Regions from separate parts of the Homo sapiens genome. Here region 1 is linked to region 2. The links are chromatin loops, found by intact Hi-C in ENCODE. Cell type or tissue: heart right ventricle. All regions are shown on one strand. Each heading gives the region's core, and the rest is flanking DNA. Links, peaks and the distances in the headings are about the cores only. Region 1 holds the start of DRD3 (dopamine receptor D3). Region 2 overlaps GRAMD1C (GRAM domain containing 1C).

What was found. A loop is a pair of places that touch in the nucleus more often than their neighbours do. Peaks named below come from ENCODE experiments on the same cell type or tissue, not always from the same donor. Only the 100,000 strongest peaks of a DNase experiment are listed, where the experiment ranks them.
Region 1: it touches region 2 in a loop (3-fold over the local background); 2 of 110 quality-filtered maps call a loop at or near these places.

The regions. Positions count from the first base shown.
Region 1 is chr3:114,178,046-114,180,866 of GRCh38, reverse strand. It overlaps DRD3 (dopamine receptor D3), which reads left to right and starts at 1,815. Exons shown (of 7, transcript NM_000796.6): 1 at 1,815-2,210. In heart right ventricle, for the core only: a CTCF peak has its summit at 1,015 (motif pointing right); no DNase peak of the experiment used is centred there.
Region 2 is chr3:113,843,501-113,846,321 of GRCh38, reverse strand. GRAMD1C (GRAM domain containing 1C) reads right to left here. Exons shown (of 18, transcript NM_017577.5): 2 at 1,673-1,819. Among named protein-coding and RNA genes, the nearest start is that of GRAMD1C, 6.1 kb to the right of the region's middle. In heart right ventricle, for the core only: a CTCF peak has its summit at 1,512; no DNase peak of the experiment used is centred there.

The DNA of each region.
Region 1 (2,821 bases), core at 50-2,549, 330 kb before region 2:
TATGTCAGACAAGCCAAGTTTTAGCAGTGCATATTCTCTTGGTCCCCTTATCCAAGGGAAGAAAAGCCTTGGAGTTCACATTCAACCCAGGAGTTCTAGTCTTAGGGCATGTTCAATATAGTTATGTCATATAACTAATACATTTATGCCCAATAAGTTATGGGCAACCTTGGATATGGAACCTAACCTCTCTAACCCTCTGTATTAGTTTGCTAGGGATGCCATAACAAAATTCCACAGGCTAGGTGAATTAAACAAGAGAAATTTATTTTTGCACAGTTTTGAAGGGTAGAAATCCAAAATCAACAGGGTGGCAGGTTTGGTTTCTCCTGCAAGACCCCTCTCCTTGGCTTGCAGACAGATGCCATCTTCCTGTGTCCTTTCCTCTGTGTGCACATTTCTGGTGCCTCTTCTTTTTCTTATAGGAAACCAGTCATATTGGATTAGGGCGTACCCTCCAGGCCCCATTTTAACTTAACTCACACTTCAAAGATCTTACATCCAAATACAGTCATGTTCTAAGGTTAGGGCTTCAACACTTGAATTTTGGAATGACACAATTTAGTCCATAACAGCCTCTATAAAGATGGCATCATGAAGACTGATGTAATATAATTTACAGAATGATTTCTAAATCATCTAAATGATTTCTAAATATAATTATATACAAATGTATTATTAATATTATTATTACTGTCATAATTATTATTCTCTCTGACATATTATCAGTCTTTTGGGAAGTTTAAATTTTCTTCTTTTGGAAGACTATACCATAGTGGTTAAGAGAATTAGGTTGTTTAGATCCAAATCTTGGGTCAGCCACTTGTTAGCTGTGTGACTTTCAGACATTATACTAACCTCCATAAGCTTTAATTTTCCTATCCATAAATTAAGGATGGTAAAAAATAGTACCTGCCTTGTAGGGTTGTTGAAAGGATTAAAAGGAGCAATGCATTAAAATGACTGGCTAAAAGTACATGCTCAATAAATGATGGTTGTTATCAATAGCAGTATTTAGACCTTGTTGATGCTGCTGCCTTCTTTCTCAGCCAGCAGAGGTCTCCATCATAGTCAAACAAGAGCTAGCTTCCCTATAACTGCACCGCAGTTGCCAAGCACATCCACTGTTGGCAGAGAAAACAGCCGAAGAATTACCACACTGACCAAACAGAGGAGAAAAAAAAGAGAGAGAGAACAGGAAATGGTTAGGATGCCACAGTAAAATGTAAGATGAACAGGTGACCATAAGTTAGGATTGTTTATGTTCTACTGCTGACTTTCACTGATATTGTCCTTGGTTGCATCTCACTTTAGCTTGTTCCAAACCAGTTTTAAAAAAGGTATCTATGTATATATCACAGAGAAGCAGTAAGAATGAATTGGCAAATATTTATGAAGTCCTCTGAAAACAAGAAGTGCTGCTAAGTAAACATTTAACATTTCTTACAGTATTAAGCTTATTTCATCCTTATTGCCAGTTATACGCCATGCCTCAGTTTTGCTACCTTTGTAATATGTTTCCTTTAACCTTCTTTTCCCAGACAGGCTTACACCTCCAAGTTCAATTATCCTGTCAATTGTGTTTTAAATTGTACTGATTTCCATTAACCAATTGTGGTATCAATTTGATGATCTGTTCCTTCTGAACTAATCATCTTTACACCCACCAAAATCTGGAAAGGCAATTAAACTGAGGAAGGTGAGAGTTATTCAAGAGAAATTAAAGCATAAAGGTAAAAACAGTGGAAAAACTAAGATTAAAAAGAGCACTGAGGAGAAAATATACATGTACTAAAAAGCACAGTATCCGAGCAGATAGAGAGACAAAGAGGAAAAGAGAGCGAGGTAGAAAACGGATACTGCCTATGCCTACTCCATCCCTCTTTCAGCACCAAGGACAGAACCTCTGAGCGGCTGACCCAAGCAACGCTCAGTTTAGGGTCCCTCCCAAATCCTCTAAAGAAAACGGATACATTCGAAAGCAGCTATGAAACATGCACTAAGGTCTAATAGGGAAGCTGGAAAAGCAGCACTCAAGTAATTTCACCTTAGAGGCAAAAATGGGTGATTTCTTTCTGTTCATTTCATAGTTTCTGAGTCCTGAGAAAGGCAAAGTTTGCTTTGCTTGGGTATGTCTGCTGTCAGTAAATGGCTGCAGGAGCCGAAGTGGTAAACTCCTCGGTCTCCAGAAATCAGAAGAAAATTTTAGGGTAAGTAATTTTTCTTTTCGTTTCTAATTTAGGACATAGTATTTTCCTCAAGGTTATTTAATCAGCTTGGGGTTCTGTGGATCTCTAAAAATATGCATTAAAACTCAATATCCACTCTTATTTAAAAACCAAAGCCCTGAGGAAATGGTTTTCTTTTTCTTCTAAGTGGTTGGACAGCAGAAACCTTTTATATTCCTTTTTCTTTTATTTTTTCCCCCAAAATTGTATCCTTGTGGGCTCTAGAAGCTATATCAAGGAAGAATTAAAAGATAGAAAACAAAAAGCTGTTATTATTTCTAGGATTTGTATGGAAGTTGATTGTATTCCTCTTAAGGATTTTACTTAATTGTAAGGGTCTGTTATTTTAAACTCCTCAATTCAGCACCCTGGCAATTCAGAGCTGAAGGTTTGGAGAGGCACTATTTTCAATGGTCTATTTAAAGTCAGGCTGTTTCTAAGTCAGAATCCAATTATTCCCAGCAGAGATATGTAGTACTTGAGATGATGATTGTGTATGTTTCCTTTGATGATGGTATATGATTTTTAGGGTATTGTTATTTAATTGTGAGACTTCCATTACTTGCTGTAGCTTACTGGGGCAACAGAAGTCA
Region 2 (2,821 bases), core at 148-2,647:
CCAGCCTGGCCAACATGATGAAACCCCGTCTCTACTAAAAATACAAAATTAGCTGGGTGTGGTGACAGGTGCTTGTAATCCCAGCTACTTGGGAGGCTGAGGCTGGAGAAGCACTTGAACCCAGGAGGCAGAGGTTGCAATGACTGGAGATCATACCATTGTACTCTGGCCTGGGTGACAAGAGCGAAACTCTGCCTCAAAAAAAAAAAAATTAGTGCAGAAAGGTCATAATACTACAATATTGTCATAAACCTTTTCTAAATATGACCAAAAATAATATAGTCAATAGACATGACATTATTTTTAGGATGTATTGTTATTTTTGTATATTTCTTAGCAATTAAATATTTTCCTTAGAAAATATTTCAAAAAAACTTATAATGTCACGTTTCTTAATAGGAAATCAAACGTTTTAGTCACGTTAAGATTCAATAACTGTTAAGATTCCAATGAACTGAACTGCTAATTATGAACAGAATGATGGTACTTGTACTAATCTTTATAACCTGTTAATGAATCTTTTTTTAGCCTACTCTAAAATTACAAGAAAATCTGCTACCAAGGATACCTAATCCTCAAAAGATGAGATTTATTTTTATTTTTATTTTTATTTTTTTGAGACAGGGTCTCTCTCTGTTACCCAGGCTGGAGGGCAGTGGCACGATCATGGCTCAATGCAGCCTCAACTTCCCAGGCTCAGGTGATCCTCCCACCTCAGCCTCCTGAGTAGCTGGGATGTAGCCTGTAGGCATGTGCCACCACGCCTGGCTAATTTTTGTTTGTTTGTTTGTTTGTAGAGACTGGGTTTTGCCATGTTACCCAGGCTGGTCTCAAACTCCTGGGCTCAAGCAATCTGCCCACCTCAGCCTCCCAAAACGCTGGGATTACAGGCGTGAGCTATCGTGCCCAGCCAAGAGATCAGCTTTCTAATGAACTAATTGGAACTATACATGCCTTACCATCCTACATAATTTTCACTTATAGTTGTATCACACCAGATTCTATCAAATGGTTCATAACTCTCACAGGAATTGCTAGATTTAGAATGAGTCCTTTAATATAATAAATGTTAGCATTTGTAACATACAGAAGTGTTTTTCTTCCAAAAAGACTCTAAGATCTTAATGTGCCTAATCAACAAGCAGTAGTCTCATTTTCCAGTGGGGAAACCTGAAGCACATCCAGATTACACAACCGAATGAACACAATGGAAACAGAATATGTAGCTTCTAACTTTAAAACCATCTTATAGTCATTATACACTATAGGTTGAACACTGCTAAACTTCCTTTACGTACAGGAATGAATTTTTTAAATCAAAATTATATAAAATAGCTGGCTTCTCAGTAACATTCAGAAATATGGTTTCTATATAACATTAGTCTCTTGACAATACAGTGAGCTACAGTGTAAGTGGAATCCACTTCTGTGGTGTAGTTTTCACACAAGGAAACTGAAGCAGATTAATTCCATTTCATCGAACCAGACAACAGTGCATTCTAGTGGTCAAAGGAGAGAATAATCAGAAATGTCTTTGGGACTCTGGACTAAAATTGAAACATCTAAAATCTAGAAGCTAAGAAGGAAATTTTACAAATACTATATGACTCCTTGCAGATTTAAAGAAAATTTGTATTCAAGATTAAAATAAAGACGTAAAAAAAGAAATTACCCAAAAGCTCCAGTCACCACTCCAATTATGTAAATTTGGCCCCTGTTTTTTAACTACCACATTATTCTCTTCCACAGTTGGACTAGGATTTTCCTCTACATCTTCCTGTAAGTCGGTGGCAAGGCTTGAATCCCCTTCATTCATCACCTGGAAACAAATATCAAACTAAGTCAATTATTTATTGAGAAATGGCCATTTTAAAAAGAAAAAAGTTAATGTTCACAACATATACATTAATTTTAAAAGGGCAATATTTAAATGTTTAGAAGACAGTAATAAATACGTTTTTGCTTCAATAGTTCATCTAGTTATATATTTATTTTTATTTTTTTTAAATTCTTATTTTATTTTCTTTAGAGACAGGGTCTCACTCTTTCACCCAGACTGGAGTGTAATGGCCCCATCATAGCTCACTGCAGCCTTCAACTCCTGGGCCAAAGCAATCCTCCTACCTCAGCCTCCAGAAATGCTGGGATTATAGGCATGAGCCACCTCACCCAGCCAAGTTCATACATTTATACATGCAACAAAGATTTTCCAACTACTATTATTTGCTAGGTAGTTTGGTTGGCACTAGGGATGCAAAGATGAATAAAACAAAGTCCTCCATCTCCAGAAGTGCACAGTCTGCTAGAGGAACAATAAATAATAAAAATACAATTTAATGGGAGTGTCCGTTTGTACAACTATTTTGGAGAACAATTTGCAATGCCCAGTAGGAAAGAAGATAGACATATACTGCAATGCAGCAATTTAATATACACATAGAGTCAAGAATGTTTGTTAATACTATGAAAGTGGAAATAACCTCACCGTCCATCAATAGAGAAATTAGTAAATAAGCTCTGATTTATACAAACAATGGAGTTTAAACAAACAAATAAGATGTGCCAGCTGTGCGAGGTGGCTCACGCCTGTAATCCCAACACTTTGGGATCACTTGAGGCCAGGAGTTCAAGACCAGCCTGGCCGATATAATGAAACCCTGTCTCTGCTAAAAATACAAAAAATTAGCCAGGCATGGTGGCCTGTAGTCCCAGCTACTCGGAAGCTGAGGCAGAAGAATTGCTTGAACCCAGGAGGAGGAGGTTGCAGTGAGCCGAGATCACACCACTGCATGCCAGCCTGGGTGACAGAGCCAGACTCTGT